Linked DNA regions of Mus musculus: regions 1, 2 and 4 are each linked to region 3. A link is a loop called in an ENCODE intact Hi-C map of the cell type or tissue named here. Cell type or tissue: left cerebral cortex. All regions are shown on one strand. Region 1 overlaps Clip2 (CAP-GLY domain containing linker protein 2). Region 2 holds the start of Lat2 (linker for activation of T cells family, member 2). Region 3 overlaps Clip2 (CAP-GLY domain containing linker protein 2). Region 4 overlaps Eln (elastin).

Region 1 (8,000 bases), 52 kb before region 3:
CATTGGTTAAGGACTTACTGTGTGCCTAAGGGGCACACCATCTTTTGCAAAGTCAAGGTCTGTTTCTCTAAAGCGTAATTACAGTCGTACTTACTGCCGACACTGCAGTAGTACAAAGTCTAATCACTGTCTGGCCTTTGGAGCCCACACAATTGCCTAGGCTTTGCATTCCATGGGACTGGCTCCTCTCTTCCCTCCCCCTCCCCCTCTTCCCCTCCCGCTTCCCTCCCTCTCCGACTCTCCCTCCCTCTCCCCTTCTTCTCTCTCCCTCCCCCTCCCCCTTTCCCTCTTCCTCCCCCTTTCTCTCCCTCACTCTCATCAGCTGGCCAGACTCTGTATGCCTCCACTAAGGCCACCTCAGTTCTCTTTATAAGCTGTAAGTATCAAACATCCTCTGTTGAGCCCAGCTGTCTGGAAGGAACACAGAATCAGAAGAGGGCCCTTTAATAACCCTGTCGTTGGGAGTTTCTGTTGTTTTGAGACAGGGATCTCATGTAGCACAGGCTGGCTTCAAACCTGTTGCACAGTGGAGGCTAGCCTCAACTTCTGTTTGTGCTTTCCAAGTCCTGGGATTACAGGTGTGTAATTCCACAGTTAGCATGAATGCATGCACACGTGAGTGCGTGTGTATGTGCGTGCATTGCAAGCATTTGGGCGGACATGAGTGTGTAGAGGCTAGGGGTTAGCTCTGTCTTCCTCAGTCACTGTCCGTTTTATTCCGTGTGGGTGTGGGTGGGTGTGTGTATGCGTGGGTGCATACGGAAGTCAGAGGACAACTTACTGGGATCCATTTTCTGTTTCTGTCATATGGATACCTGGGATTAAAGTCAGATGACCAGACTTGGTGGCAAGGCCCTTTACCCACTAAGCCATCTTACTGGCCCTTCACCTTGTTTTTTGAGACAGGATATCTCATGTAACCTAGACCACACTGACTCGATGAGGCTGGCTAACTATCAAGCCCCAGGGCTCCTCCTGTCTCTATCTCTCTCTCGTGCTGCAATTACAGGCACACGCTGCTTTTTGACGTGGGTGATGGGGCTCTGAACTCTAGTCCTCAAGTTTGTATGGCAAGCAGCTTACTAAGGGAGCCCTCTCTATAGCCCACTGTGCCTGGTCTTCTTTGTCCCGGGGAATCAGAGCCTCATTCAGTTAAGTAAAGGGAGATTTCAGTTACATTTATTTATCTGTCCATATGGGGTGTGTGTGTGTGCGTGTGCGCGCGTGTGTGCGCGCACTCCTACATACTATGGCGTGCTTGTGAAGGTCATGGAACAACTTTTGAGAGTTGTTTCTCTTTCACCTGTGTGGATACCAGGGATTGTGTTTTTGTTTTTTGGTTTTTTTTTTTTTTTTTTTTTTTTTTTTTTTTTTTGGTTTTTTGAGACAGGGTTTCTCTGTGTAGCCCTGTCTGTCCTGGAACTCACCTTGTAGACCAGGCTGGCCTTGAACTCAGAAATCAGCCTGCCTCTGCCTCCCGAGTGCTGGGATTAAAGGCGTGCGCCACCACTGCCCAGCTTTTGTTTTTGTTTTTGTTTTTTGGATGCCAGGGATTGAACTGAGGTCATCAGGCTTGCCGGCTAACGCTTCCCCCTCTGAGCCATCTCACAGTCTTGCTCGACCCAAAAGGACATTTCAGAGTAGGAGAAATAAGCCTTAGTCACTGAAGAATTGCCGGGAGCCGGGGCCACCTGGGGCGGGAAGCTGGCTGGCAGGCACCCCTTCTGTTTCTTTCTGGATGCTGGTTTCATTTTCTCTAGCTTCATCTTGCCTCTGTCCCATCTCTCCTTGACTCATGAGTGTGGCCTGGCCCAGTGTGACTGTTGTAAATGCTGGTTTCGGCTCCTGTTCATAGACCCCCCCCTCCTGGTGGTATCTCCTTTAATCCTGGGTTGCCAGAGAGACCAAGTGAGGGGGCTCCCCCCATCTGCTTAGCTGGTGGTAGACTGGGGCTGGGAACAGCTGGTATAATCTATAAGGCAAGTTTTTGGTGCATGAAGTTGGTGTGTGTGTGTGTGTCTAGACAACTGGGGTGTGGCTATATAAAGGAGCTGGTGGTCTTACAGAGGAGGCAGAGCCATGAACACTTTACGGTCCTGGCACTAGATACTGTATGGTGCTCCTGTCCTTGGCACTGTGGCTTAGCCTCAAGGAACATAAGGATGTGACCTTCTATGTAAACTCTTTGTCCTGGGCCAGGTTGAGGGAAGACCCTCTTCTCCCAAGATCTGGGGACTCGGGGTAGGTGGGTCTACTTCCAGCACCCTGTGTTTTCTGAGGCCTTGGAGCCCCCCTCCCTTGACCCTTCCTCCCTGGTCTTCACAGAGAAACGCGAACTGTAATTGATGCCTTCAGAAACGCCTAGAAAGGTTAATGATCTTCTGAGCAGGATGCAGAAGAGGCCGGAGGAATCACTAACAAGACATAAATACAGGGCTGTGGGCTCTCTCTTCTGCCTTGCTCTCTCTCCTGCCTCGCTCTCGGCTCCTCCCGAGAGTCTCACAGAGTTAGGCAGGTGCTCTACAGCTGACCCATATTTCTTACACTAGAGGATTCTAGGTAGGCACCTACCACTGTTCCGTGCCCCCAGCCTTTCTCTGGGGGATTTGAGGTAGATGCTCTACCACTGAAACACACCTCCAGCCTGCCGGGTGAGGGTCATTTAACTTGTTTTTCTCTTTCTTTCTTTCTTTCTTTCTTTCTTTCTTTCTTTCTTCCTTCCTTCCTTCCTTCCTTCCTTCCTTTCTTTCTTTCTTTCTTTCTTTCAAGATTTATTTATTTATTATATGTAAGTACACTGTAGCTGTCTTCAGACACTCCAGATGAGGGCATCAGATTTCGTTAGGGACGGTTGTGAGCCACCATGTGGTTGCTGGGATTTGAACTCGGGACCTTTGGAAGAGCAGTCGGTGCTCTTAACCACTGAGCCATCTCGCCAGCCCCCTATTTTTCTTTTTTTTTTTAAAAATGATTTATTTATTTTTAATTTTGTGTATATTGGTGTTTTGTCTGCATGTGTGTCTGTGTGAGGGTGTGGAGTCACTTGCAGCTGGATTGCAGACAGTTGTGAACTGCCATGTGGTTGCTGGGAATTGAACTCGGATCCTCTGGAAGAGCAGTCAGTACTCTTAACCTCTGAGCCAACTCTCCACCCCCTAATATTTTTTTTTCTCTTATGGATATGGATGTTTTGCCTACATGCAGGCCTTTGCACTAGATTTATGAAGTACCCATGGAGACCAGAAGAGGGCGTCAGATTCCCTGAAATTGGAGTTAACATTGTGGGCTGCCATGTCTATGGTGAGAATCGAGCCCAGGTCTTCTGGAAGAACAGACTGTGCTCTTAAATTAACCACTGAGTTATCTCTCCTGCTCCTTTTGGTTGTTGTTGGCTTTGTTTGTTTTTGAAGCAAAGTGTCACCTCACCCAGGCTGCTCTCAACCTCTCTGTGTAATTGAGGGTGAACTTGATCTCTTGATCTACCTTCCAGTTGCAGGCATTTCCCCGTGGGTGAGACCGAGCCTGTGTGGTCCTAGGGATGGAACCCAGGACTTTGTGTAGGTTAAGCAAGGACTCTCCCAGCTCCCTCCCACCCCGGGCTCTTTAATGGAGCTGTTAAATTGGCAGTTTCTAGCCACTTGCCTGGTGCTGTCCTAGGTCCTGAGACGCACACTGGGAATCTGATTTGCAAAAGCAACACCGAGCCCTGCTGCTCTCCCTGATAAGTGGGAGAAGGCCTTCAAGGGCACTGGGTACCACTTTGCAGAAAGCCTGGGCATGCGTAAGACAGTGCATGCATGTAGTGGGTGCTTGGCACGCAGCCTCCATTGGTAGGCAGGGCGAGGCTGCCTTTTCGGAAGTGACGGTAGATCGTACCAATTTGGATGTCCTCCTGATGACGTCTGAACCGGTGCATTTGTGTGTCTCTTCCATTCTTTCCTTCCCACCCACTCCAGTGTCGCTGGGTTTTAGTTTCAGATGTGTGGGCGGTTCCCTTGACCTGCTTTGCTGGCACGCTCCCCTTTCTCCTGGCTGCCTCATCTTAGTCCTCCCTTTGTCTGGCTGGACTCTCTCATGCTCTTCCAGGACCAGACCCCAGCATCTGTGTCTCTTCCTTCCCGTCCCTCGCCTGCTCAGGACATTGCCAGAATGGGAGAGCATCCGGATGTTAACATAGAAGCTCGCTGCAGGGACGTAAGGCACAGTAGAATGTCCTCATTCTGTGTCACACTGTGGTCTCTCCTGCCCTCAGGGGAATACAGAGCCATGGGAGAGACACACAGGGCATGGATCCACAGGGTACAGGCTGTGCAGGACAATTGTGCCACACTGTGACCTCTCCTGCCCTCAGGGGAAGCCAGAGCCTTGGGAGAGACACACAGGACATGGATCCACAGGGCACATGCTCATTCATAGCCGGGCGGTCTGATGGTCCCAGATCCAGAGCCCAGGGAATTACCTGACAGTTACTCATCTAGTCTGTAGCTGTAATCCCGTGTGTGTGTGTGTGTGTGTGTGTGTGTGTGTGTGTGTGTGTGATGTGTGCATGTTTGTGCGTGTGAATATGTGTACCTATGGAGATCAGAAGAAAACCGTTAGGGATCTCTTTCCACCTTTTAAAAATATATATATTATTATATTGATTGGGCCTAAAGAGTTAGATCAGAAAATTTGAAGCTCTTGCTGAGGACCCAGTTCGGTTCCCAGCACTAATATGGTGGTTCACAACCATCCAACAGACTCATGGGATCCAATACCCTCTTCTTCTGACTTCTATGGGCACTAGACACACATGCGATACACATATGTACATACATACATACATGCATACATACATGTAAAACTCTTACATGGAATGAAATAAATAAATCTAATATAAGTTTAAAAAGTTATTTATTATTTTGATTTTTTTTGAGAACAGTCCACAATCTTTTTTAAAGTGTATTTTTATTTTATGTCTATTGGTGTTTTGCCTGCATATATGTCTGTGTGAGGGTGTTAGAAGATGTGCAGTTGGGAGTTCCAGACAGGTGTGAGCTGCCATGTGGGTGCTGGGATTTGAACCTGAGTTTTCCGAGTACTCTTAACGGCTGAGCCATCTCTCCAGCTTAGTTTTAACTAAAAAAACAAAACAACAACCAAAACCAAAACAAAAACCAAAAACAATCAAACAAACAAACAGAAAATCTAGCCCATGATCACGCATGATGTGTGCGCATGTGTGTACACACCATAGTGTACCTTTGGAGGTGAGAGAATAGCTCTGTGGGATTGGTTCTCTCCTTCCACCTTTGCATGGGTTCTGGGAATTGAACTCAGGTTGCCAAGTTTGCATAAGAAATGTATTAACTCTCGGAACCTCTTACCAGCCTGCCAGGGAGTTAAGAAAACAGAATGAAAGAAGCCAGGCGTGGTGGCTCACACCTTAAGTCCCAGCACTCGGGAGGCAGAGGCAGGCAGATCTGTGAGTTTGAGGCCAGCCAGGTCTACAGAGTGAGTTCTATGACAGCCGGGACTACACAGAGAAACCCTGGCTTCAAAACAAAACAAAAATCTCCCAAGCCAAAACTGTTTTAGTATCTGCCTGCTTTTGCAGTACCAGAGAGTCTGAGGCAGGGGAGTATACAGTTCAAAGCCAAGCTGGGCTACATAGCAGAGCCCTGCTTCCAAATAAAGGGGGAAAAAGTCAACTTTGTATTGACCTATAACCTTCCGTACAAAAGCCCACATGGAGCCTCATCATGCCTAGAACCCAGCACTCGGGGGTGGGGTGGGGCTAGGAAGGATCAGGATTTCAAGGGGTCACATCAAATAGGCCTGTTTTGTTTTGTTTTGTTTTGTTTTGTTTTGTTTTGTTTTGTTTTGTGTATTTCACTACCTGGCTGGCTGGTGAAATGGTTCAGAGTAAATGCATTTGTTGTGCAAACTGGCAACTTGAGTTCGCCTTATGCTGGGCTATGTGAAATAGTGTCTCAAAAAACAAACAAACAAACAAACAAGCAAAAAGGTAGACTGGAGAGATGGCTCAGTGTTTAAGAGCACTGGCTGCTCTTCCAGAGGACCTGAATTCAATTCCCAGCAACCACATAGTGGCTCACAACTGTCCGTAACTCTAGTTCCAGGGGATCTGACACCCTCGCATAGACATGCAGGCAGGCAAAACACCAATGCACATAAAATAAAAATAAATAATTAAGCAAACAAACAAACAAAAACCCCAGAGGGGTGGTAGTACACACACCTTTTATCCCAGCACTGGGGAGGCAGATTTTTTGTCGGTTGGAGGCTAGCCTATCTCCATGAGTTTCAGGAGAGCCAGGGCTAACTAAAGAGACTGTCTCACAAATCAAAAAGCAAGCAAACAACCAACCAAATAAACCCCACAGCTGGCGGTTGATTGGGAGAGGGGGGCTGTTTGCTGCTGGTCTGCCACCCACCCCCAGCTTGCTTTTCCCAGCTTCATCCATCCCCCCACCCCGAAGTCATGTCTGCATAGGGACTAGCTGCTGCTGCTCCTTGGCTTGGAGGCTCTCCCAGAGCCTCCCGCTGGTCTCTGCTGCCGTCCCTCTCCGCATGGTGGTCAGGCCTCTAGGCACTGTCAAGGGGTCCGAAGACCCCAACCAGTTTCCTTATCTGTTCTGTCACACTCTTCACATGTTTCACCGTGGGCTTGGCAGGAGTTACACAGCTGTGTAAGGCTTGGGCCTGGCTGTTCCCAGCATCCTGCTGACCCTGGTGACCAGGGGAGAGTGATGGGAGAAGGGTGGGGACAGGGACCCAGGCAGATGGACTCCATCTCTCCCATTCTCCCGAGCCTGAGGCACAGCTGGTTTAAAACTTGGACTTTGTTTTTTGCCTGGAAGTTGGCAAGACTCACAGGGAGGGACCGTCCCAGACGCAGCCTTTGCTTGTCTTCAGCTGGGAGGTCATGGAATCGGGTGACCTCTCGGTGACCCACGGCAAGCTGCCTGTGTTCCCTGATCCTCAGCCAAATGCAGTTAGAATGGTGTCCTGGGCCCTTAATCTCAGCACTGGGGAGAAAGAGGCAGGAGGATGGAAAGCCTGAGACCAACTTGGGCTATATAACAAATATGGAAAAGAAGGGACTCAAGCTGGCTCAGCAGGGAAAGGGGCTTGCTGCCAAGCCTGAAGACCTGAGTTCGAGCCCTGAAGACTTCTTCTGGAAGGAGAGAAATGACCAGATGACCCCACCCCCCAAGTTGCTGCCAAGTTGGAACCCTTCGTGCATAGGGCATGCATATATCCCTCCCCCCTATATATACACATATGTATGTGTATGCATACATATATATACATATATACATACATATACATACATATACATATATATTTTTTAAAGAGGCTGGGCATGTCTAGTGTCAGTCTAGTGTCTAGTGTCACCCTTATCGAGGGACCATCTCCTGGTAGAAGTGCCCAGTGAATGAGCCAGGGCCAGCGGCTTGGCTGGAGTTCTGGGCCATGGTGCCTACATCCTGCTGCCCTCTTCCCTGCCCCGGGGCCATATTACCTCATAGGACTTGGGCTTTCTCTTGCTCTACTTGGCACTGTTCCCCTCTCTAGGCCACTACCGCATTCACTGGGCCAGAATCCTGGGCCCTGTCTCCTACTGTCCTGTGGTGAGCGGGTCACCCCCAGGCAGCTGAAATGGAAACCCTGCAACAGAGCTCGGGTTTCTTCCCAGTAAGTGGCGATTGAGGACAGCACACAGGGGCCTGTTGCTTCTGTTAGACCCAAGTTCCCAGACAATGCTTGTGTGAACAGTGTCACCAGAGAGTTGTAACATGGGCCTCCTGACCTCTGTCAAGTATCTGGGATACTCCTGGTTTTACAAGCTTCCCAATTCAGGCACCAGGACCCCAGCCCCCTGCCTCCTGAGCACTGAGATTAAAATTGTTTTTATAGCCCAGGCTGACCTCAGACTCACTATGTAGCTGAGGATAACCCTGAACTTCTGATCCTCCCACCCCACCTCCCTACTT
Region 2 (8,000 bases), 120 kb before region 3:
GCTTGGGGGTGCAACCCGCTGCAGCTCAATCCGCTTCCTGCAGCTGAGGCCTGTAGGAAGCAGGGGTGGTGCTGGAGCTGCACCGGGCAGCTGTGCTTTGCACTGAGTCTGCGCTCTTTCCCTTGTGTCTGTCTGATCCAGGGCGCTTAGCCCAAGAGGCTGCTCGCCACCACAGCTCAAGGCCTAGAGTCTGGCACTTTCTCTGATCAGTTACCCAGCTGTTGAGACCCTCAGTACCTAGGTGTCTAGAAACCTCTAGGTGTGCTGCTTCCTCTGTGGGGCAGACCCCTGCTCCCGCAGACAGTATGGAGCACTCACTTGAGAGAGAGCAAAGGGGATCAACCAGGTTTGGCTTTTGGCTTGAACAGTTGTGTGTGAACAATGGAAAAGGATTGGCACCCAGTCTCCGTCTGCTCCAATTGGAGCAGTAGGGGTCAGCCAGCCACTAGAGCCTTGGGGAAAGGGGCTGAGAGGTGTGCAGCTTGCTTGGTAGCCAGCAGCTTCCTGCCAGCCTACCCCTTGGCTCGGGATTGTCTTTGTTGCAAGGTCTCGGCAATTTACAGAACTCTCACTCCTTCCCTCGCCTGCCATCTTCTCTGCTTCTGAGATAAGAACCATTTGTGTAACACCAATACCTAACTTAAGACAGACATGCATTGCGTGGTTGTAATCAAAGCTGATGCTTTCAGATGATGTAATCCATCTCCAATGCGGAAAAGACAGGCCCGTCCATCCACATTGCTGGGCACCCAGCTGACTGTAAGAATGGAATTCCAAACACTTAACACATTCAGTTCTATGACAGAAAGTGAGTCTATGGATATGGTATTTTGTGAATGATCTTTTAAATAAAAGAGAACCTTACATAACACTTATGCTTGTCTTTCTGGCCACTTGGGAGCTGTGAACCTTGGGGTGCTACAGAGAAGCATTTACAAGGAGTTAGGCTGGCGTGTTGACCATGGTCCTGCTGCGCACACTGCCACTGAGTATGTTGTGTGACCTAGTTTGCAGAATCCTGATCTTGGAACCTCTAAAGAAGAAACTGGAGGTAGGCTAGTCATCTCGGCACTAGGACATGTGTTTACTGTGTAAGCATTTCCAGCATCCATGTAAAACGTCATGTGTACCCATAATCCCAGCACCCGGGAAATGGAGACAGAAAGATACCTGGACTTGCTTGCCAGCCAGTCTAGCCACATGTATGAGCTCTGGTAAGAGGAGGGCTTCGAGAAGCTAGAGATGGTTCAGTAGTTGAGGGCACCAGTTTCTCTTCCAGAGAACCCAGATTCAATTCCCAGCATCTACATGGCAGTTGGCAAGCATTTGTAACTCCAGCCCAGGAGGTTGGGTGCGACCATTCGAGCCTATGAGTGCCTATGCAGATAAAACACCCTTATACATAAGATGTTTGTGTGGAGCATATGGCACATCTTCAGTCCCAGCATACAGGAGGCAGACAGTCGGGGGCTCTTGAATTCAAGAATAGTGTGGCCCCTACATAGTGAGACCACGCCTCTAAAATGGGAGAGGAGCTTACATGGTTAGTTTACTACTACCTCTGTGGTCCTAGCAGAGTGCCCAAATGGAAAGGATCTTTTTCAGTGTTTAGACTGTACATCAGTGATGTAGATGAGTTCAGACAATTGGCTCCTGGTTTCTCTGCTTTTGTGGGATTTCCTATTTTGTTTTGTTTGGTCCTGGGAATTGGCCAGAAGACCTATATTGCTACATAAAAACTACAACTCCACCACATGCCAGCCTCTATGATGCCCTTTTCTTCCCCCGCCCCCCTCGAGACAGGGTTTCTCTGTATAGACCAGGCTGGCCTCGAACTCAGAAATCCACCTGCCTCTGCCTCCCAAGTGCACTACTGCCCTCTGTGATGTTCTTGCTTTGGGATTCTTTCTGTTGATCCAGAGTCTGAATATTGATGACTTTGGGGGCAGGACCTTTTGTATTGTTGGATGTCCATGATGGATAGAAGATGATGGGTATCCATGTGTGCTACTTAGGGCTGGCAAATGCTGAAGGAAGGAACTGGAGTTGGTGTCCTGTGGGTGCTTGGGATCAAACCCAAGACCTCTGCAAGAGCCGCCAATGCTCCATTTCATTGAGTGGTCTCGCTGGCCCAGAGATTGAGTGTGCTTGAGCTTTTTGCCTGATAAACATGTAATGCCCCCTGTGCATGGTCTGCCCATGGAGTAGTCGGGCATTTGATCTCCCAGAGCTAGAATTAACAGCTCTCAGGTGGGTATATAGCACTTGAACCCCAGATTGTCTTCAAGAGCAGCAGCAGTATTCTTATGAAGGTGACCCACAAAATTGAAGACAGGACAGTGAAATGGCTTAGTCGGTTAAGGAGACTTGCTGCATGCCTAACAGACAGTTTACTCCTCAGAAAGTAGTGGACTTTCACAAGTTTCTCACAAGGAAAACAGCCAATGCATCTTCAGCTCTCAAACATCGGATAACTCGTAAAAGCAGATGCTTACTGTGATGGGTGGCTGTAGTGTTCCGTTGGACCCTAGTTAGTCTGAATTCCCTGGGAGATGCACTAAGTGATTAGCAGAGCAGTGGCTATCCCAGCGTGTCCCTCTGAAGGGAGTCAGACTACCACCAAGGGCCCTTGGGATTGGTAGAAGTCTCATATCATTCTATTGAAATTAAGAATAAACTCACTACTGAAGCTGTGTGAGTCTTTTAATCCCAGTGCTCAGGAGGCAGAGGCAGGCAGATCTCTGGGATCAAAGGCAGCCTGGCCTACATAGAAGCCCTGTCTCAGAACGACAGACCATGGTTCAGGGCTTGGAAATCTGGCTCATCTGTTAAAAAGCGTTTGCTGACCTTCCAGCTACCTCCATAGTAGCTCACAGCAGTATAACTTCTAGGGGTCTGATGCCCTCTGGCCACCAAGAACCAGGCACACAAGTGTTGCACAGACATACATGCTTTCAAGACACTTGGAGTGCTTCAGTAATTCTAGCTATTCCAGGGACTGAGACAGGAGGTCTGCAAGTTCAAGGCCCATCCTGGACTACATAGCCAAGAGGCCGTCTAAAAATGAAAAATTAGAACACTACAGGGGTGTGCCTCCATATCTAGCTGTGCTGTGTTAGAAATGGAACCCAAGCGAGCACCAACTGAACAACATCCCAGTTTTGGTGTTGGTAGGTTGTGTGTGTGTGGGGGGGGGGGGGGTATCTCTAAAAAGGAATCCAGAAGCAGGCACGGGGCTGAGGTTACAAGTGACTGTGCCAGGGATCCAAGATGAATGGGTCCCTCCAGAACTGAGTGAAGTTGGACTACTGTGAGCTACTGTGTAGGTGCAAGTGGGAAAGAGGCCAACCATGATCCTCTTAGGGGTTCTCTGCCTCCCCACCTGACCCCGTGGGGAAAAAAAAGTCTGATGAACTGAATGCATCCGCACTACCTGTGGTCAGCACAGATTTCAATGGTCAACTGAGTCTCCTGGTGATCGTCCCCATGCCTGTGCTACTTTGCTTCACCACAGGGTGGCAGCAGCAGGCTTGGGGCACAGACTGGGGAAGAAACACCCAGGCTAGCACTAAACTCACAGCAGATTGCCTCCTGCCTATGTCCTTCCTCCCCACTACAGGCAGTGATACCCCCAACTGAGAAATGGCCTTGGCTGGGGGTGGAGGGGGTGCTCAGTTATTAGTGTTCTCAAAAGCCTGAGGAACCCGAGCTTGGATCCCCAGCTCTCAATGAAGCTGGGCACAAACGACGTGTGCTCTTAGCTTTGGGGACATGGGAACATGGCTATCTGGAGCTTGCAGGACCAGCCAGCCTGGACTAACTCGGTGAGTCTCTGGAGTCTCTGGCCAGTGAAAGGGAACAGTCAAGGTGGAAGCTTGGTATGGTCCCAACACTTGGGAAGAAGCAGGAGGATCTGTGAGTTCCCAGGCCAGCCAGGACTATACAGTGAAACCCAAAACACAGAAAAATTACAACCAGGAGGTGGCAAGATGGCTCAGTGGTAGAGGTAGTTTCCAGCACGCCTTTTTTTTTTTTTTTTTTAACTGTTTACTCTTTATATTTATTTATTTATTATATGTAAGTACACTGTAGCTGTCTTCAGACACTCCAGAATAGGAAGTCAGATTTCATTACCGATGGTTGTGAGCCACCGTGGTTGCTGGGATTTGAACTCCGGACCTTTGGAAGAGCAGTCAGGTGGTCTTACCCACTGAGCCATCTCACCAGCCCTGCGCACGCCTTTAATCCCAGCACTTGGGAGGCAGAGGCAGGCAGATTTCTGAGTTCAAGGCCAGCCTGGTCTACAGAGTGAGTTCCAGGACAGCCAGGGCTACACAGAGAGAGAAACCCTGTCTCAAAACAAACAAAAAAGAACTAACGTACAAAGAAATAGATGTAATAAAGACAATTTGGGTTTTTTTGTTTGGTTGGTTTGGATTGGTTTTTCGAGACAGGGTTTCTCTGTATAGTCCTAGCTGTCCTGGAACTCACCATAGTGGCCTCTAACTCAGAAATCCACTTGCCTCTGCCTCCCGAGTGCTGGGATTAAAGGCGTGCGCCACCACGCCCGGCTGACAATTTGGTTTTTAAAAAGTAGATGACACAGTCTGCATAAATCTGAGTTCAAGGCCAGCCTGCTCTACAGAGTGAGTCTCAAGACAGCCAGGGCTACACAGAAACTCGGTCTCAAAGAAACTAAAATGTGGAAGACACCAAGACTGACTTCTGGCCTCTACATTCACCCACTACCACCACCCACACACAGAGGCAGCTTGTCTATCCAGCTGTCTCTGGCACAGTGGTCCTTTGTTCCATCTGCCATCTTTATTCCCGTCTTTCTCCCTGTATCCTCTGTCCCTTATCTCTTTTATCTGCCGGTTAGTATTTGTTCTATGGGATTCCACTGCCCTAATCTCTCTCTCTGATCCCCATTCTCAGATGCCTGTGGATGCTGGAAGGATTCTAGCTTCCTCTTACCTGTGGTTGTCAGCGTCTACATATCTGCCTCTCTGTCTTTCTGGTCCTCTCCTGACCTGTGCATCTGTGTGTGTGTGTCCCCATCTCTGGTGTCTGACTGTGGCACGTGCGTGAGTGTGTACATGTCCCTCGAAACTCCGTCCTCTCCATGTCTGTGTCCATGTGAACTCTGGGGTTGACTCTCTACCCGTCGATCACTGTAGCCCTCCCTCCTCCATGTGACCTTGCTCTGTGGTGGGCATGTACTGTGTGTGCTTGGCTTTCAGTCTGCCCGTGCCTGTGCCCATCTCTCACTTCCCATTTTCCCTATGTCTGTTTTCTTTTTTATTGCCTCTCCACCCCCAGGAGTGTGTGCACATACATGTGCATGTGTGTGCACATGCACACTGCACATAAGCCTGTGTGTATGTACATATGCATCAGAGGACAACTAGACACTCACTTCATGGTTCCTGGTGATAGGAACCCTGGTTCCTCTGGTTCCAAGTTGTCCAGCTTGGTGGAACGTGCCATTACCCAGGGAGTCTTTTTTGAGACAGGGTCTCACTGTAGCTGTCCTAGCTTATATAGACCAGGCTGGCCTCAAACTCAGAGCTCTGCCTGCTTCTGCTTCCCAAGTGCAGGCATTTAACAGCACACACCACCATGCCCAGCTTTAACTTCGCTTTGTATCTCTGCATCTTTTTCTGTCTCTGCTCCACCCACTTTGTCATTAACCACCCTAGTAGTCTGGCCGAGGCGGATGTAGAGGAGATGATTCAGTAGTGACAGGAAGCCAACTGCCTTGCCCACTGCTCACCAGAGTCAGTGGTGTTGGCATCAGCTTGGGCAGGTGTGCGGCACAAGATGAAGGGGCCATGGTGAGGAGCCCTCACCCTCAGGTAAGCCTTTCCCAGGGGTGCTCCCCTGTTGTGCTACACCCCACAAGACCCTTAGGGATAGACGGAGCGGAAGCCGAGATACCTGATACCTCCCACCCTGGCCTAGTGCTGTGGCCCTTAAGGAAAGCCTATGCAGGGCTCCAGGCACCCACTTATCTATCATTGGCTTCCCAAACCCCTAGCCTCTGAGACCCCCCAAGAAGCCCCTAGGGTGGTTCTGTCACTACCAGTGACTGGAGAGGGCCAGCTAAGAGCCAGAGATGTGAGATTCTCCCGCCCGTTGAGGGTTGGCTAATGCCACAGGCCTGTGTATGGAACTTGGATGCTTTGGGGAACTGTGCCCAAGCCCTGTTCCAGCCAGGAGGAAGTTGCTATCCCCAGAAGTCCATCCAGGCCTGAGCCAGCTTGTACTTTCTGACAGATAATCCTTGTAACGTTGGTGGGCTCCTTGGTTCCGGCTTTGAACAGGTGGCCCAGATTGACCAGGGACAAGGCCTGCCAGACCTCTGTACATAGACATACTCACATATGTACGTGAACAGTCGCCCGCTGGCCTCCAGTAGGTGTCTTCAGGGTCTTCTCTCCGCCTCATTTGAAGGCCCAAGTTATTTGGTCAGACTGGGTACTGTACACTCCTCCATCAGGGCATTAGGAATGCTGAGGTGGGGAGACCCTAAGTTCAAGGCCAGGCAGTACTCCATTGTGAGGCCCTGCCGCAAAGGCTCAAACCACAGAAATGTTATTCAGCTAAGCCTGCAGGCCTCAGAGTAGCACCCCATGAATAAAGCCATCCCTGGTGTGAGACGGGTCATGTACTTCATCCAACAGACCCTCATGGCCTTTTTACCCCGAAGAACGAGCTGCCGCAGTGATCACTCACGAAGGGCCACTGAGGTTAGAAGCTCCGATGCAGTCCTCAGAAGCAAGCCTTGCTCATATGAAAACTGCCCACTTCCCTTTGAGCTATTTTGGCCCACGGAGCCACAGAGCTGTGGCGGTCCCCCACACACCCACAGCTAGCCCTGCCTGGCCCCTTGGGGCCTTCTGAGACTGCTGGGCCATTCCTCCTGCAGCCCTACCCTCTGTTCCCCTCACCCTCTGCCTCTACTCTCAGGGTAGAGAGCATCAGATAGGATAGAGGGAATTCACCGGGCCTGCTCTGGGTTTCCATCTTTTCCAGTGTTTCTTTGTGGCACAGTATGCGCCTCTCTGAACCTCCATTTGCTCCTTGGGAGGAAGAAAACATTTGGGCTCAGAGGGATCCCCAACTGAGAAGCAAGCCCCAGGCCCTGTCCAGGAAGCACCCCATGTACTCACACCTGCCTTTTTTTTTTCAATATTTTAATACATTCTTTTATTACCACATGTGTGGATGGATGTGCATGTAGCACGGTGTAGGCCAGAGAATAACTTCTGAGAGATAACTTCTCAGCACCGTGTGGGTCCTGGGGATGAATTCAGATCATCAGACTCGGTCGCAAGCACCTCTCACCTGCAAGCTACCTCACCAGGCCCCTTTCAGTCTTTTTTTATCAGTATGCTTTCATTATGCATACTAAGAGGCTTGTGACACTTCCATACAACATGCATCTTGGTCATATTCACCCCCAAATTACCTCTCTTGTCCTTCCCGGTTCCCACTGGTCCCTGCTCTCTTCCCAACTAATCCCCTCCTGATATATTATGTTCTCAGTGGGAGTGGGATAGGGTAGTGGCCCAATGAGTTTCATTAGGTTTGCTTACAGGATGTGAGTGAGGGGTGGGCATCTTACCATTGAAGAAGTGCTCTCTCTCTCTCTCTCTTTCTCCCTCCCTCCCTCCCTCCCTCTCTTCCTCCTTCTCCTCCTCCTCCTCCAGCAATGGGTTTTTTTTGTTGTTGTTGTTGTCGTTTTTGGTTTTTCAGGACAGGGTTTTTCTGTGTGGCCCTGGCTGTCCTGGAACTCACTCTGTAGACCAGGCTGGCCTCGAACTCAGAAATTCACCTGCCTCTGCCTCTTAAGTGCTAGTGCTGGGATTAAAGGCGTGTGCCACCAACACTCGGCTGTCTTTTTTTTTTTAATTTAAAATATTTATGTAAGTTGGAACATGCTGCTACAAGCCTATAATTGCGGCACCTAGGAGACAAATGCAGGCCATTCTCTG
Region 3 (8,000 bases):
AAACTCACTATGTAGCCACTGTGGCTTTGAATTCATAATGACCTTCCTGCCTCAGCCTCCCGAGTGCCGGAATTAGAGACCTGTTCACAGTGCTTGGCCACCACCTGCCTCTTAGGGTAGCATTACTATCATCTCCCACCCTGGCCAGACCAGCCTCTCGCTGGTGTTTGAGACAGGGTTTCCTGAAGCCCAGGTTGTCCCAAAACTGGCCTTGAATCCACGTCTGAAGAGCTTGACCACAGGCCTGTTTGGTATCACTCCAGTTTAAGTGGTGCTGGGAATAGAACCCAGGGCCTCTGATTTGCTGGGGCCAGGGCTCTACACACTGAGCCACACCCCCAGTTTCCATCTGTGTTTGAACTCTCTCCGTTCCCTGCCGCTTCCCCCAGCTCTAGAAAACAAGTGCAAATCAGGAGAGAAGAAGATAGATTCTCTCCTGAAGGAGAAGAGGCGCCTAGAGGCAGAGCTGGAGGCTGTGTCTCGGAAGACCCACGATGCCTCCGGCCAGCTGGTCCACATCAGCCAGGAGTTGCTGCGGAAAGAGAGGTGAGCGCCCGGGACTCGGCCTCTGAGGTTGCAGAGATCTTTTCTTTTTTCTTATTTCTATTACCATCATTATTATTTTAATCTTTTTAGATGTGATTCTTTTATGAATATGAGTGTTTTGCCTGTGTGTGTGTCTGTGTGTCCTAAGTTGTGCCTGGTACTCTCAGAGGTCAGGAGATCAGATCCCTGGGAAGTTGAATTGCAGATGGTTGTGAGGCAACCCGTGGGCACTAGGAAGCCAACCTGATTCTCCTGCAAGAGCATTAAGTGCTCTTAACCGCTGAGCCATCTCTCCAGCCCCTCAGAGTTCTAACTGCAACGCTGCAAGCAGCACGTGATAGAGATGAGTGTGTGTGTGTGTGTGTTGAAGATTTGTTTATTTATGATTGTGTGTGTGCCTGAATATGCACTGTGTGTATTCAGCTGCCTGTGAAAACCAGAAGGGGACCTCAGATCCCCTGGATCTGGGCTTACAGATGGCTGCAAGCATCCATCTGAGAGCTGCGAATCAAACCCAGGTCCTCTGAAAGAGCAGCCAATGCTCTGATCCACTGAGCTGTTTCTCCAGCCCTAACTTCTGTTTTCTGGGGACAAGCTCTCCCTGCATACCCGAGGCTTGCCTTGAGTTCCCTAGTCCTCCTTCCTCAGCTTTCCATGTGCTGGGACTGTAGGGGTGAGGCCCCGTGCCCAGTTAATCCAGCATAAGTAACAACATGGTTTTCAGGTTCGTTTTTGTTCTGTTTTATTTTATTTGCCTATGGGAAGTTGTACATGCTATAAAAATGTGTGTGGGGACAGAAGATGTAACTTGCTGGAGTCCGCTCTCTTTTTCCACTGTATGGGCCCCAGGGATCGAACTTAGGTCCTCAGCCTTGGTGGCAAGCACCTTGACCCACTGAGGTATCTTGCCTGGCCTCTCTGACTTGGAAATAATGATCTCATTTACCTCTAAATCCAGCCGGGTCGCTGAGCACGATCGTGCATGTGATCTCAGTATTCAAGAGGTCAAGAGGTTCCCCCGAGGCTGTGGGATGTGACTCTGTTGGTAGAGAGCCTTCCCGGCACGCAGGACATCTGAATTCTGTGCCCAGCACCACGTACATCAGACATAATGGCTGTGACTGTAATCCTCAAACTCAGGAGGGGGAGACAGGAGGGTCAGGAATTCAAGGTATTACATAGAGTTGGAGGCCAGTCCAGGCTTCATGAAACTCTGCCTCAAAACAAAAAGGGAAAAGGGGAAAAAAAAAAAAGTCTAAAAAAACGTGTTGAAATCCGGGCGTGGTGGCGCACGGCACGCCTTTAACCCCAGCACTCGGGAGGCAGAGGCAGGCGGATTTCTGAGTTCGAGGCCAGCCTGGTCTACAGAGTGAGTTCCAGGACAGCCAGGGCTATACAGAGAAACCCTGTCTCGAAAAAAAAAAAAATGTGTTGAGTCTGGGGAGATATCTGCTCCTCCATATGATCTCAGATTGATTCCCAGCACCTACACAGTGGTTCACAAGCATCTACACCTCTAGTTCCAAAGGGTCCGACACAATCTTCTGGCCTCAGAGGATACCAAGCATGAGTATGGTACACAGGCATACACGAAGACCAGACACCCTTATACAGAAAACAAAAGTAAATATCCAAAGAAGAAACAAAAAACCCCAAAGCTCTAAGATCAGCTAAGTCCTCTTGATCATCCCACATCCAAAAGCTATTCCTCTTGGGTGTGGTTGACCCATGCCACATCCTTCTTGCTTGGCTCTGGTTACCATTGCCTTGTGGCTGGCGCCCCCTGGTGGTAGTGAACCTCCAGTCCAATGGCTCATACTACAGAGTTGCAGAATTGATGTGACTATCTGCCCACTCCAGGAGTCTGAACGAGCTGAGGGTGTTGCTGTTAGAAGCCAATCGCCACTCCCCAGGGCCCGAGAGAGACCTGAGCCGTGAAGTACACAAAGCTGAATGGCGGATAAAGGAACAGAAACTGAAGGATGACATCCGGGGCCTGCGTGAGAAGCTGACCGGGCTGGTATGTGCAGGCAGGAGGTGGGGGCGGGGAGAAGGGTTTGCCAGGGCTGTCCTGCTGCCAGGCCGAGGAGACCAGCGATCTCCTAGAGTCACAGTGGGGGGTTGAAAATTCAGTCCTCCAGGATCTCAAGCACGGAGCAGATGAAGGGCCATAGCCCCTTTTTAGACATCGTCACCAGAGATGTCCCTACATGAAAGAGTCTGCTCTGTCCAGAGCCAGTCATGCATAGAGGATTAAAAAATACATGCAGGGAGTATCTAACCAGAAACCAGGTTAGTTATCTAACCAGAAACCAGGGTCTGGGCTCCTTGTTAAGTAGCGTGTGGGGTTCTGTCAGTAGAGAGGCGAGAGGTTCAACTCAGGGCCCTGAAGCGCCTTCTCCGGTGGAAACTACTGGACTTTGAGCTGAGTTGCAGTGAGTGAGTGAGAATGGACTTATTGGCAGCGTAGGACAGAGCTGGTCCCACCTCTTTCCTTTCTGTTTCACATTTACAGCCCGATGTTCCAGCCGTCTCTGGCCACCTCTGGCATATGGATTGGGTGGATCAAAGAGAATGGGCCTCTTTTTACCCCCACACTTTGGGGCTTGGGGGTTAGATGTGTTGTTTCTGGCCCTGGAGGGATCCATGGGTTAGGCGAAGGTGGAATAATAAAGGATGCTTAGAGAGCTGAGAGGAGGTGACTCAATTGATAGACTGTGTGAGTAGAGCCCTGGGTTCTGTCCCCAGCACTACGTAAAATCAGATGTAGTGTCCTGTGCCTGTAATCTCAGCACCGGGGATGTGGATGTAGGAAGATCAGATGTTCAAGGCTATCCTCAGCTACATAGCAAGTTCTATGCTAGCCTGGGCTACATCAGACTCTGTATCTGAAACAGAGCTTTTTAAGCCATATGGGACCCATCTGGTTTCATATCTGCTCCTAGGTATGGGGTTATCAGGCCTAGCTGCTCTGCCAGTGTTTTGTGTCTGGCTGGTTAAATGCCAGCTCACATGTGCACCACAGGGTACTTGTGGCCTCTATGACTCTGTGCCACAGAAGGAGACAAAGACAAGGCAGATTTCCCAGAAGTGTTGGGCACAGGTAAAGGGAAGCTCAGATTTTTACCTGGAGCTCTGTGCTGGTAGACCAGCCCCGCACTTGGAAAAGCATAGTGGAAAGCTAGAAGATACATGAAAAAGCGCTGGGCGTGATGGCGCATGCCTTTAATCCCAGCACTTGGGAGGCAGAGGCAGGTGGATTTCTGAGTTTGAGGACAGCCTGGTCTACAGAGTGAGTTCTAGGACAGCCAAGGCTACACAGAGAAACCTGTCTCAAAAAACAAAACAAAACAAAAGATATGTGAAGAGTATGGGGCCCTGAGAATCAGGGAGATCTGCACAGAAACTCTGAGCTTGGCCTAAAGGCCCAGGCTGGGCTGAGCATTAAGGAGACGGGGCCCGACACGAGTGTCTTGGAATGCTTTGGTTGGAGACCAGAGTGGGGTGTGTGGACTCTAACCATTGTGGTGGAGGAGAGAGGAGACACTTGTAAGGAGCCAGGCTCAGTTGGGGGAGGGGGGTGTCACATGGACTTGGAAGAGAAAAATAGTGGGTACCAGTTGACTCTGGGTTAGAACAGAAGGGCTGCAGTAAGGATGGAGTGGTGGGTCTTAGGTTCTAGGGCTTGAAGAAGTTGGAAAGTGAACTCTGGGGGAGGGAGGTCCTTGTGAGGCACAAGCTCCACTTAGAAAGCAGGCGGGGCCTGATCCGTTTCGTTAGCACCCACAGGGGCAGGTCACACTTCCACACCTCCACCCTTCCAGGACAAGGAGAAGTCCCTATCAGAGCAGAGACGCTACTCCCTCATTGACCCAGCTTCACCACCCGAGCTGCTGAAACTGCAGCATCAGTTGGTGAGCACGGAAGACGCCCTGCGGGATGCGCTGAACCAGGCCCAGCAGGTGGAGAGGCTGGTGGAGGCCCTGAGGGGCTGCTCAGACAGGACTCAGGTGAGCACACGGGGCTGTAGCCTCGGGAGCCCCAGACCCAAACGGGAGGTGGCTCTATCCTGGGGACCCCAGTCTGAAGGAGGGTGTCCCCGTCCTTGAAACCCCAGTCTGAAAAGGAATTGCTGCCCTGGGAGACCCAGTCTAAAGGACTTTGGTTTCAAGTCTGCTGGTCCCATCCGGAAGATCCCTCCCCCTTGTGGTTATGTGTGGAATTGCATCCTGGCCGCCTGCTCAGTAGCTCCCCCACTCTCCTCCCCTCACAGACCATCAGCAATTCCGGTTCTGCCAACGGTATTCACCAGCCAGACAAGGCCCACAAACAGGAGGTAAGTGCGCCAGCAGTCTCTAAGTCACCCAAGCCGGCAGCCTCTGAAAAAAAAAAATCCCCCGGAAGTCACTAAGTATACAAAGGAACAAGAATGCTTTGTGTGTGTCTGTCCTGTCCCAGCTCGCTTGTTTGCTTAGGAAGATTCTAGCACTGGTATATCCCATCCAGGAATAGTCCTGCTTGCTTTTCTTTCTTTCTTTCTTTCTTTCTTTCTTTCTTTCTTTCTTTCTTTCTCTCTTTCTTTCTTTCTTTCTTTCTTTTCTTTCTCTCTCTCTCTCTCTCTCTCTCTCTCTCTCTCTCTCTCTGTGTTTTTGTTGTTAGTGTTGTTTTGTTTTTTTCCTGTGGTTCTGAGAATGGGACCCAGGGCCTTAGCATTGACTACACCCCAGCCCCTCCCTGGGAGATTTTAGGCAGGGGCTCTACCACTGAGCCATGCCCCCAGCCTCTCACTGGGGGATTCTAGGCAAGCCATCTATTTCCACAGTCCTTGCTTTTGGGAGACATAGTGTCCCAGTTTCCCAACTCTCCCCTCCTGCCCCAACCCCCCCCCCCCCGGCATCCTCCCATGTCCACATCCGTGACTTACTTAGCACCTGGTCTAGAAACATCCATGTCCCCAGCTAACTGTGTGACCCAGGCAGAAGAGGCTGAAGTGAAGAAAACCACAGCTTGCCCCTTGGCTTTCCAGCTGTTCTGCATTTAACGAGGGCCAGGCTTGGGAACAAGGGCCTTTGAAGGCCATTCCTAGCCAGGTAGCCAAGGACCAGGCAGCTGGCGGAGCTGATGTGGGCAGGGTTGGCATGGCAGAGTAACCACTGCCCTGGGAACTGCTGTCCAGACCACATAAGGGTTTGTTTGCCCAGCAACATTGTAAGAAACATTACTACCAGATGTGCAATCAAGGCTTATGTATAAGTTCATACTTATGCAAAGCCATCCTCTACAGAGATACTTGGATTTCCTTGTAGAATTCCTTTTCCTGCCACAGGGCCTTGACGCATGCTGTACCCTCTACCCAGCTCTCTTCCTCCTTGTCCCTCCCTCATCTGTCCATTCATTCTTCCTAACCCTTGATGCCCAAGCCCTTGTTCTCTCTAGGACAAACACTGACCGCAAGGGACACCAAGGACCGACCCTACTCACACCAGAAGCCCTACCAGGCTTCCCAGCAGCGCCACCTTCAGGCAGGAGTCAGAACTGTCCCCTTGGAGATGTGACTGTGTTTGTAACAATATTGTCCTCACTGCCGTGGACACGTGGACACGTCCCACCTGAACCCCCTGCCGGACCAGGAGGCTCCCACAGACACGGCCTTCCACAGAGCGCGGTACAGCTGGGCCCAGCCCTGGAGAACCTCTCTTGTCCCAAGGAGCTTCGTGAACTGGCAGAGGCTGAAGCGATCCAGTTGGGCCTCTCTTGACTATAGCAGGCTGCTGCTGCGGCTTGTCTGGACACCTGGGGACTTCCCCGCCTCCCTTCCCTTCTGTGTCCCCAGGTCCCCCGCAGGCCCCTGAGGGATGGAGCAGGGCCCCTGCTTGGACACAGAACACACCAAGAAGGGCTTCAGAAACTAGGGAGGGAATGCTTGACTCCACGCATTGAGCCCCTCCTACACATTGGTACAAGGTCGCTTAGGCCCCTCTAGTCAGGGAAGATTTGGGGGTGACAGGCTCCTTAGTCCTCGACACCAAGCTAGTATGCGTTACCCACCTCCCATCTGCTGCCCGGAAGGCACTGAGCAGACAGCTTCAGTATTCAGCGAGCACGCGAACCCACGCTTCTTACCTTTACCTTGAGCTGGGACTGGCTTGGGGCTTAGAACCAAGAACAGGTAGAAAATTCCTTAAACAAAGCATTCCTACAGCGTTTTGCTGGGTGAGAGGAATCAAACTGGTTCCCTTTCTTTCTGGGAACCCCTGCCATGTTACTCTAAAGACCCCAGCAACCCAGAGAGAGCCCTGCTTCCATCTTCCCAGGGCAGGACCACAGTGGTAAATCCTAAGGATGGCCCAGGTGGCCTGTGTGAGCGCCACTAGGCACCAGAAGGTGGCGCTCACGCTCTCGTCCTTAGGGAGGAGCTGACTTAGCAGCCCCTCAGCCCAACCCCCTGCTTCCTGTTGGCTTTTGGGTAGCACTTGCCATTAACAACAGCAGCCTAGAACTGACGCTTTAGTGGCCCGTCTGCAGAGCCAAATCTTGCTCTTTCCAGCACAATCGGGCAGCTCACGGATTAGGAATTAACAGCCAAAGGCTCCCACGGAAGGGACCAGAAGGGGCTGAGCCCCACCCTGGAGTGGGCTTGCACCTGGTAGGTGTGCAAGAAGCCATTTCCCCATAAGCACTGGCCTTTGATGGCCCCCTCAGCCTACCTGGTGTGGCCACCCAGCTGTGGCTCAGCCATCCCCGCCCTCCCTCCGCTCCCCCTCCCCCTCCCTCTCCCCCCAGTGGAATTGTGGAAGTGTGGCAAGTCCATGTTCGGACAATAAAGCTTGTGATTGAGGTTCAGGACTCCTGCTGCTGCCTGCTTCTGTCTTGGGCACCTTAGGGACAGGAGGGGGTCCTAACTTTGTTCTCCGGTGCCAGCTCATTTCTACTCAAATGTGACTGGTCAGTGGAGGTAGGGGAGGGGTGTGCTTTAGAGGGGCTGGATTTAAAGGAGATGGACTATGTCCTAAGGATTAACACCTGAGTTTGTCATTGGACTTCCACATGTGCACACATGTACCTAAGTGTACATGCATGTTCACGCGCACGTGCGCACACAAAGCATATTTCTAAACTCTGGATGTCATACATTTTTTTTTTTTTCTACACAGAGATAGGGTTTCTCTGTGTAGCCCTGGCTGTCCTGGAACTCACTCTGTAGACCAGGCTGGCCTCGAACTTAGAAATCCTCCTGCCTCTGCCTCCTGAGTGCATACGCCACCACTGTCTGGCCTGTGTCATACATATCTATTACTGGCAATGACCAAAAGCAACTTGGGGAGGAAAGGGCTTCATCTTCTCAGTTGAGGTCCTGTCCTGGTTTACTCCTCTGCTGTGACAGAATACCATGACCAAGGCAACTTACAGAATAATGCACTTAATAAGGCTTACAGTTTCCAAGCACGATCCGT
Region 4 (8,000 bases), 210 kb before region 3:
GTCATGAGTTCTAGGTCCGTCTCAGCAACTTAGTGAGACCATCTCACTAGGACAAAAAGAAAAGAAAAGAAAAAAGTAGGGGCTGGAGAGATGGCTCCGTGATTCAGAGCACTGACTCCTCTAAAGTCCAGCTCTGACTCCAGAGGTCCTAAGTTCAATTCCCAGCAATCATCTGTAATGGGATCCGATGCCCTCTTCTGGCCTGTCTGAAGACAGCTACAGTGTATTCATATACATAAAATAAATAAATAAATCTTTTAAAAAAGAAAAAAAGTAGCTGGGTGGTGGTGGTACTTTTAATCCCAGCATTTATAAGGCAGAGGCAGGTATATCTCTGAGTTCAAAGCTAGCCCAGTCTACAGCCTGAGTTCCAGGACAACCAGGGCTATACAGAGAAACCCTGTCTTAGGGAAATAAAAACAAAAACAAAAACAAAAACAAAAAAACAAAAAACAAAAAACAGAAAAACAAAAGTCAAAAGAACAAAGTTCTAGGCATATATATATATATATAGCATATGCCTATAAACTCCTGTACTTAGGAGATGAAAGCAGGAGGGTCAAGAGTTCTAAGCCATCCTCAGCCATGCAGAAAACCCAAAGCCAACATGAGCTATAAGTGATCTGGTCTTCAAACGACAAATGAAAATATGGGTACTGTCCCTTAAGGGTCCTCTCTCCACAGGAGCAGCAGGTGGCCTTGGTGGCCCTGGAGGTCTCGGTGGCCCTGGAGGTCTCGGTGGACCTGGAGGACTTGGTGGGGCTGGTGTTCCCGGTAGAGTAGCAGGTATGTTTTTGCTGTCCCCAAAATGGGTTGGCTGGCAATGGAGCCTGAGACTCCCATGCAGTTCCTCCTTGAGTCCCTGTGTTCCCAGGAGCTGCACCCCCTGCTGCTGCCGCTGCTGCTGCCAAAGCTGCTGCTAAGGCTGCCCAGTATGGTAAGCAAGAGTTCAGCTTCCCTGGCCAATCCCTAAGCCCCTGGGGCCCAGCCACTTTCTGGCCATTGGGAATCCCAGAGATGACTGGGAGCTCAGAGACCCCTTGCCAACAGGGTCTTAATGAGAGTCTTCTGACAGTGTGTGTAATGCATGGGTCTCCCCTCACTCAGGCCTTGGTGGAGCCGGAGGATTGGGAGCCGGTGGACTGGGGGCCGGTGGACTGGGAGCCGGTGGACTGGGAGCTGGTGGACTGGGAGCCGGTGGACTGGGAGCTGGTGGACTGGGAGCCGGTGGACTGGGAGCTGGTGGAGGTAAGCTGCAGGCCTTGGAGTTAAGGAGTAAGTGAGAAGGAGAAAGAGGCGTACCAAAGCCGGTATGAAGACAAACAGACTGTCATCCAGCACTCAGGAAGCGAAGGCAGGAGGATCATGAGTTGAAGGCTAACCTGAGCTACTTAGTGAGTGCAAGGTCAGCCTAGGATATGTTAGATCATGTCTGAAAGCAAAGGGGTAGAGAGCTTAAGCAAGCAGGAACCAGGCTGCCTGCTGACACAGAGGTACCTAAACACCTGTCTTCTCCTCTCTGTCAACCCACCAGGTGAGGGCTTATTAGCATATTATAGTCAGACCCATTTCTCATTCTGGAGAGGAATTACTTCCCTAAAGTCTCTACCATCACGGTGGATGTGTGCTTCTCTCTCTCCTCTCTCTGCCATTGTGTCTCCCTACCTAAACTACCCTGTGTGCGGTATGCCCCAAGACTAGACATATAATAGCAGCTTAAGGTCCACTGGTAGTGCACTTGCCTAAAATCCCCCTGTGAGGGGTTGGGAGTATGGCTTAGAGGTAGAATGCTTCCTAGAATGAAGGGCTGAGGGCGTGATCAGTACGAGAGTGCTTGCCTAGAATCCCCCAGTGAGGGGCTAGGTATGTGGCTCAGTGGGAGAGCCCCTGCCTAGAATCCCCAGTGAAGAGCTAGAAGAGCATTACTGAATGGTAGGACACTAGCATGCATTAGATCCTGGAGTTCATTCCTAGCACCAGAGAGAGAGAAAGGCAGAGACAGAGACTATTAGAAAGATGGGTGTGAAGGAGGAGGGATGGTGGAATGGTGGGATGTGGATATGGGTGGACAACTCAGGGGCAGATGCTGATCAGCTAAGTGGGCTGGAGTGGGAGAGAGAGGTGGCTTTGCTGAACTCTCCTGTTTCCTCCAGGTGTGTCCCCTGCTGCAGCTGCTAAGGCAGCCAAATATGGTGAGTTCCCCTGTGGCCTCCCTGTCTCCAACAGGCTTGTACCCCCATTACCACAACCCACACCTGCCTGTCTCATGGTACCCCTGAAGGTCTTGTCCAGAGTGCCAGCAGCCTTGTGTCCACTCTGACGCCCCTCTGTCCTCTCCCCAGGTGCTGCTGGCCTTGGAGGTGTCCTAGGAGCCAGGCCATTCCCAGGTGGAGGTATGGCTAACTCTTGTATTGTTCTCAGATCTGCTTGGCTCTGGGGGACAATCAGTGGGGTTCTGGAAACTAAATTCACGTGAGGTCTGTAGATGGAAAAATCGCTCTAGGACAGGAGACAACTATGGAAGGAGTACCCGCCCCCCAAGTTGAGCATATTGCCAACCAAGCTTAGAGCATAAGCCACAAGGCACCACACAGGCATATGAGACGGAGACATTTAATTAAGAAAGGGACGTCAAGGCTTGAGGACATGGCTCAGTTAGCAAAGCATTTATCATGCAAGCATGAAGACCTGAGTTCAAACTCCCAGTGTGCATGTAAAATTTGCAAGCTGGGGAGGAGGTGATTGGAGGATCCCTGAAGTTTGCTGGCCCAGCTAGTTTTGCCAAATTAGTAAACAAAAGGTTTAGTGAGAGAACACAGGCACAAATACACTACACGCAAACACCCCGCAAAGAATGTGGCTTCAGTAGCATACGGCAGTGGGAAGGAGCTGATACCAGACATCATGACCAGGTGATAAGGCTACAGCATGGCCTGCCACCACACATCACCAACCATAAGTCTCCCTTTCAGGAGTTGCAGCAAGACCTGGCTTTGGACTTTCTCCCATTTATCCAGGTATGCCCAAGTGTCCTGCCCTGGGACCCTGTTCTGGGCTCTGCCAGACTCTTCTTTCTCCTCTGCTCCATTTGTCCAGAAGAGCTGAGCTACCATCTATAATAGACCCAAAGATGAGCCCAGACATCAATCTGGTCCATAAGGACCTTTCTAAGGACAGGGACACCCTTCATATCTCTCAGTGTCCCTGTGGGTCAAAGAGCTTCCCTACCATACTTCTCCTGAGGTAAACTGAGGCTCAGAGACCACTAACCACTATTCAAAGATCCCACAGTGAACAGAGACAGAATCAGGGACTCCTGCTACCCAGGTCCAGGACTGGCCCGTTCCTATATCACATGTCCTGCTCCAATCAGGGAGGAACATGGCAGGCTCCCAGAAGTGGGCGTACTGATAATACCTTTTCTCCTTCTTTCCCCATAGGTGGTGGTGCTGGGGGCCTGGGAGTTGGTGGTGAGTCTTCAGTAAAAAGACATCTCATAAACTAGCCTTGTTGGTAGAAGGAATCTTAGCACTATTGGGGGGTGGGGGGGGTATGGAGTCTGAAGCAGAAGGATCAAAGTTCAAGACTAGCCTGGACTATGGAGAGCATTCCAAACAACTTAGTCAACTCAGCAAAACTCTGTCTCAAAGTCTTTTATAAACATTTTTTTAAAAGGGCTGATGATGTAACTCAGCAGTAAAGCAATTACTTAGAAACCCCTAGTGAGGGGCTGGGAGTGTGAATTGGTGATAGGTTACCTGTCTAGAATCCTCCAATCAGTGGCTCAGCAATAAATCTCTTACTTAGAATCTTTCTGATACATTACAGGCGTGATTCAGTGATAGAACCCCTGCCTGGAATCCCCCAGGGAGAGGCTGGGGGGGTGGCTCACTGGTAGAGCACCTGCCTAGAATCCCCCAGGTAGGATCCAGGAGTGTCACTCAGGAACAGAGCTCTTGTCTAGAATGCACTAGGTCAAGGTTCCGTCCCAATACTACAGAGCTTGACTCTGGGAAGAAAGGTGTTAGCAAGACCAGAGGTAGGTGGGCTGATTGGCAGGAAGGTCTTAGGAGCCTACAAAAACAGGGTGGAGTTGGCACAAGATGGGGATGCTGGTAGAGATAGGGGAACCCAGTATCCTCCCCACCTCATCCTTTCCCAACACCCCCATACACAGGAAAACCCCCGAAGCCCTATGGAGGAGCCCTTGGAGCCCTGGGATACCAAGGTAAGTAGAGACTCTGTCCCTAGGGAAGGAAGACACAGAGTCAGAGGTCAATGCATATATTCATAGATGGGAGCAGGTCTAGGACCCTCCATGCTTACCCTTGGTGTAGCCTGAACATTCTTGCCCATGCCCCTCTCTGCACAGAGGAGTCTGGGACTTGAAAGAGACAATGAAAGAGAGTGGGAAGGACTTCCAGGACAGACCACCAGGTGGCACTAACAGGCCACATCTGGGAGAAACTACATGAGGGCTAGACACCAGCCTGTGCTACCTCCCTACCCCAGGCTATCTATCCCCAGGTTTGCTAAACAGGTCTTCTCAGAATTCAGCAGGCTGTGGCAGAAGCATTGGCCAGCCTGAACTCTATAGGAAACAGTGTCAACAACAACCCCAACCAGAGAGAGAGAGAGAGAGAGAGAGAGAGAGAGAGAGAGAGAGAGAGAGAGAGAATGAATGAGAGCGAGCAAGCAATGAGAATATAGCTCTAGGTTTCATCCCTAGCATAGTATAAAACCAAGCAAGGTGGTGTATGCCTATAATCTCAGGATGGAAGGAAGGGAGGGAGGGAGGAAGGAAGGAAGGAAGGAAGGAAGGAAGGAAGGAAGGAAGGAAGGACAGACTAGCTTCTTTTAGATTTTTCCTGGGATGGAAGCAGACAGAGGGACCAAGCTGACCATCACTTGTCTGTGACCTGTCCCAACCCAGGTGGGGGCTGCTTTGGGAAATCCTGTGGCCGGAAGAGAAAGTGATCTTCTGGGGACCCCTGACTCGCGACCTCATCAACGTTGGTGCTACTGCTTGGTGGAGAATGTAAACCTTCTATGACCACCCCCTCCTCCATCCCCCTGACCCCCACCTGGGAGGGGACAACAGGCCAGTGGCCTTGGAAACCCACAGGACAAGGAAATCAGACAGCAGCAGCCATGCAGCCCTAACCAGAAACTCCCCCCACCCTATATCAGAGGCCAGGGCGGGTGTCCCATCTCTTCCCACCCAGGAGCTCCCCCCCACAGTCTCCATCTCCAAGGGAAATTGGTGCTACATGTTGGTGCTTCTTCTTTGTGGGGGGAGGGAGGAGGGAAGGGTATCCCAGGGGGGATTGCCCCCTTCCCTGAAGCCCCTCTATTAAGATGGTGCACACCTTTGTTGGGCAGTCCCACCTCCCCCTGCCCACCAGGAGCCATTCCTGGCTGCATCCCATTGGTACCCAAATACCGGAAGCCTTGACGATGGATTTGGTGACATGATCCCTCTCTCTTTGGTTCCCCTGTCCCTGCCTCCTGTTACCTAAAGCTACTTCCCACATCTGGGACACCCTGGAGTCAGATGGCTCCTCACACTGGGAATAGCTCCCTTGTTCTTATGGAATCCACCTGCCATCCACCCATCCACCTACTCATCCATCCATCCATCCATCCATCCATCCGTCCATCTTGACTGCCTAGTACCACTAAGCTGGCTGGGCATACCCACTATCAACCTGGTTCACCTGTCATGGCAGCCTGTCCCCGTCCCCACCACACACCCCGATCCTGGCCTAGGGTGCAAAGGGTTGTGTGGGCTGGTTGTCCCCACATGCAGTACTGTAACCCCGTTCTTCCTGGAGCCACTCTTACAGAGCATGTCTCACCACCCCACCTCTTTGTGTTTCGCTGTGATAGATCAATAAAATATTTTATTTTTTGTCCTGGATATTTGGGGATGATGTTTGATTGTTGGTGTGCTCTTTGGGTTTATTTTTGTGGCTAATTGGGGAGAGAGAGAGAGAAAAAAAAATTTCTAATCTGGGGAGCTATATCCTCAGGAGAAAATTCATTTTAATCGCTTTGGTATAACTCTGGATGAAACACACATTTAAAAAAAAATCAAAAACGAAATAAGAAAAGAGAATTAATTGCTCTAGCAATGACTAATAAATATAAACTTTTTAAAGGCTATTGTCTTGGGTCTCTTTTAGGTTTGTATGCGTTGGTGTGTGTTCAAGTCCATACACGTGTGTGTGCAGAAACCAGAGAACAACTTTGAGTGTTACCTCTTGTGTGCTCTCTCTCTCTCTCTCTCTCTCTCTCTCTCTCTCTCTCTCTCTCTCTCTCTCTCTCTCTCTCTCGTTTGAGGTATAGTCTCCCCCTTACCTAGAACTCACCTAGCAGAACCGCAGGGTTCTGCCTGGTCTGCCCCTTCCCGCAAGTGCTGAGATTATAAGCACTCACCACCAAACCCTGCTCTTTTGCTTTGTACATGGGTTCTGGGGACCAAATTCAGAACAGCAAGCAATCTATCAACTGAGCCATCTCCTCAAACACCTTTGTGGAGTTGTTTTGTTTTGTTTTGTTTTGTTTTTCCTGCTTTCAACTCCTGCCCTGGTGGTAAATTGGTTGTAATGTAAAGAACATCCACTGCCCAGGATATATTGAGGAGGTTGACGCCCAACTCAGCTGTTGTCACTTAGGGATATAGCTAAGTAGTAGAGCACCTTCCTAGAATCCCCCAGGGAGGGGCTGGGGGTGTGGCTCAGTGGTAGAGCTCCTGCCTAGAATCCCCCAGGGAGGGGCTAGGAGCTTGGCTCAATGGTGGAGCCCCTGCCTAGAATCCCCCAGGGAGGGGCTGGGGGTGTGGCTCAGTGGTAGAGCTCCTGCCTAGAATCCCCCAGTGAGTGGCTAGGGGCTTGGCTCAATGGTGGAGCCCCTGCCTAGAATCCCCCAGGGAGGGGCTGGGGGTGTGGCTCAGTGGTAGAGCCCCTGCCTAGAATCCCCCAGGGAGGGGCTGGGGGCATGGCTCAGTGGTAGAGCCCCTGCCTAGAATCCCCCAGTGAGGAGCTCTGATCTTGGTTTAGTGTGAAAGTGTTTGCCTGCAGTTCTCTAGAAAGGGTCTAGCACTGGAACTCAGAGGTGAACATTTATCCCCAACATTAGGGGGGTAGCTAACTTAAGAACACTCAGAAGGCCATTGAGGTTCATGGGTTACTTCTAAGGAGCCTGCTTATACGGTGATCCAGCTTTCCCAAGAAAGCAGTAAAGGGGACCCATCCATCCATGCATCTTCCCATTTCTCCAATCAGAAGGGGAAAAAAAAAAAAAACATTTGTCGTTGCTTTGACGCCCTTTGTCCCCCGAATCGACAAGCCCTTGAGACCTAGGATTACCTCCTTTGTTTCCCATAGCTTGGTTGAAGGTTTGTTTCATAGAACTGGGGATTAAACCTTGGCCATCCACCACTGAGCTAGCTACATGCCCAGTCCAGCTCATGACTTTAAATACCACATAGGGGCCAGCAAGATGGCTCATCAACATGAGTTCAAATCCCCAACCCACACGATGGAAGGAGAAAACTGATTCTCCCAAGTTGTTCTGTGATCTCCACACACATGTGTGTCACCGAACTCATGCTACATAAATAAGTAAGTGTGGTAAGAAATTGAATATCATGTATCCTAATGATCACTTGCCAAGTTGATATATTTAGCATGAGCCTGGGACTTGCATAGCCAAGGTCAGTAATTCATTTATTTGAGACAAGGTCTCCCTCTATAACCCAGGCTGGTCTAAAGTTCACAGTCCTATTGTCTCAACTCCAGGGATTACAAGCCTGTGTGATCATTCCTGGTCTCAAGGGCAGTTCTAACATCTCCATCTGAAGTCTCAGACATGACCTACTCTGTAGCTACTTTCTCTAATTTGAAACATTCCCTCCTAGGAGGAGAAGAGAGTGTTGGGAAAATTCCTTCCCTATCCCAGGAGATTTAAATGTCAACTCCCTCCTCACAAAATCCCAA

The links. Peaks named below come from ENCODE experiments on the same cell type or tissue, not always from the same donor. Only the 100,000 strongest peaks of a DNase experiment are listed, where the experiment ranks them.
Region 1: a loop joins it to region 3, with 2.4 times the contacts of the local background. A loop is called at or near these places in 18 of 42 quality-filtered maps.
Region 2: a loop joins it to region 3, with 4 times the contacts of the local background. A loop is called at or near these places in 21 of 42 quality-filtered maps.
Region 4: it touches region 3 in a loop (8-fold over the local background); 30 of 42 quality-filtered maps call a loop at or near these places.

Annotation. Positions count from the first base shown.
Region 1 is chr5:134,540,692-134,548,691 of GRCm38, reverse strand. The region is part of intron 1 of Clip2 (CAP-GLY domain containing linker protein 2); the gene reads left to right. Among named protein-coding and RNA genes, the nearest start is that of Clip2, 7.7 kb to the left of the region's middle. In left cerebral cortex, a CTCF peak has its summit at 3,243 (motif pointing right); DNase peaks (open chromatin) are centred at 3,295, 3,901, 6,881, 7,590 and 1 more place; H3K4me3 peaks cover 718 bases; H3K27ac peaks cover 2,468 bases.
Region 2 is chr5:134,612,747-134,620,746 of GRCm38, reverse strand. Lat2 (linker for activation of T cells family, member 2) reads left to right here and starts at 5,722. Exons shown (of 13, transcript NM_020044.3): 1 at 5,722-5,858. It overlaps Eif4h (eukaryotic translation initiation factor 4H), which reads left to right. Exons shown (of 7, transcript NM_033561.2): 7 at 1-875. In left cerebral cortex, a CTCF peak has its summit at 3,504 (motif pointing right); DNase peaks (open chromatin) are centred at 4,739, 5,697, 6,175, 6,774 and 3 more places; H3K27ac peaks cover 2,458 bases.
Region 3 is chr5:134,488,775-134,496,774 of GRCm38, reverse strand. It overlaps Clip2 (CAP-GLY domain containing linker protein 2), which reads left to right. Exons shown (of 17, transcript NM_009990.3): 13 at 390-546; 14 at 2,407-2,566; 15 at 4,371-4,556; 16 at 4,820-4,882; 17 at 5,983-7,392. The coding sequence ends at 5,994. Among named protein-coding and RNA genes, the nearest start is that of Gtf2ird1, 36 kb to the right of the region's middle. In left cerebral cortex, CTCF peaks have their summits at 2,336 (motif pointing left), 4,761 (motif pointing left), 6,070 (motif pointing left) and 6,925 (motif pointing right); DNase peaks (open chromatin) are centred at 2,333, 4,783, 6,087 and 7,041; H3K27ac peaks cover 296 bases.
Region 4 is chr5:134,700,758-134,708,757 of GRCm38, reverse strand. It overlaps Eln (elastin), which reads left to right. Exons shown (of 37, transcript NM_007925.4): 29 at 685-786; 30 at 875-937; 31 at 1,108-1,248; 32 at 2,154-2,192; 33 at 2,343-2,393; 34 at 2,973-3,017; 35 at 3,441-3,470; 36 at 4,178-4,228; 37 at 4,934-6,163. The coding sequence ends at 4,977. Among named protein-coding and RNA genes, the nearest start is that of Limk1, 16 kb to the right of the region's middle. In left cerebral cortex, CTCF peaks have their summits at 210 (motif pointing left) and 4,419 (motif pointing right); a DNase peak (open chromatin) is centred at 4,439.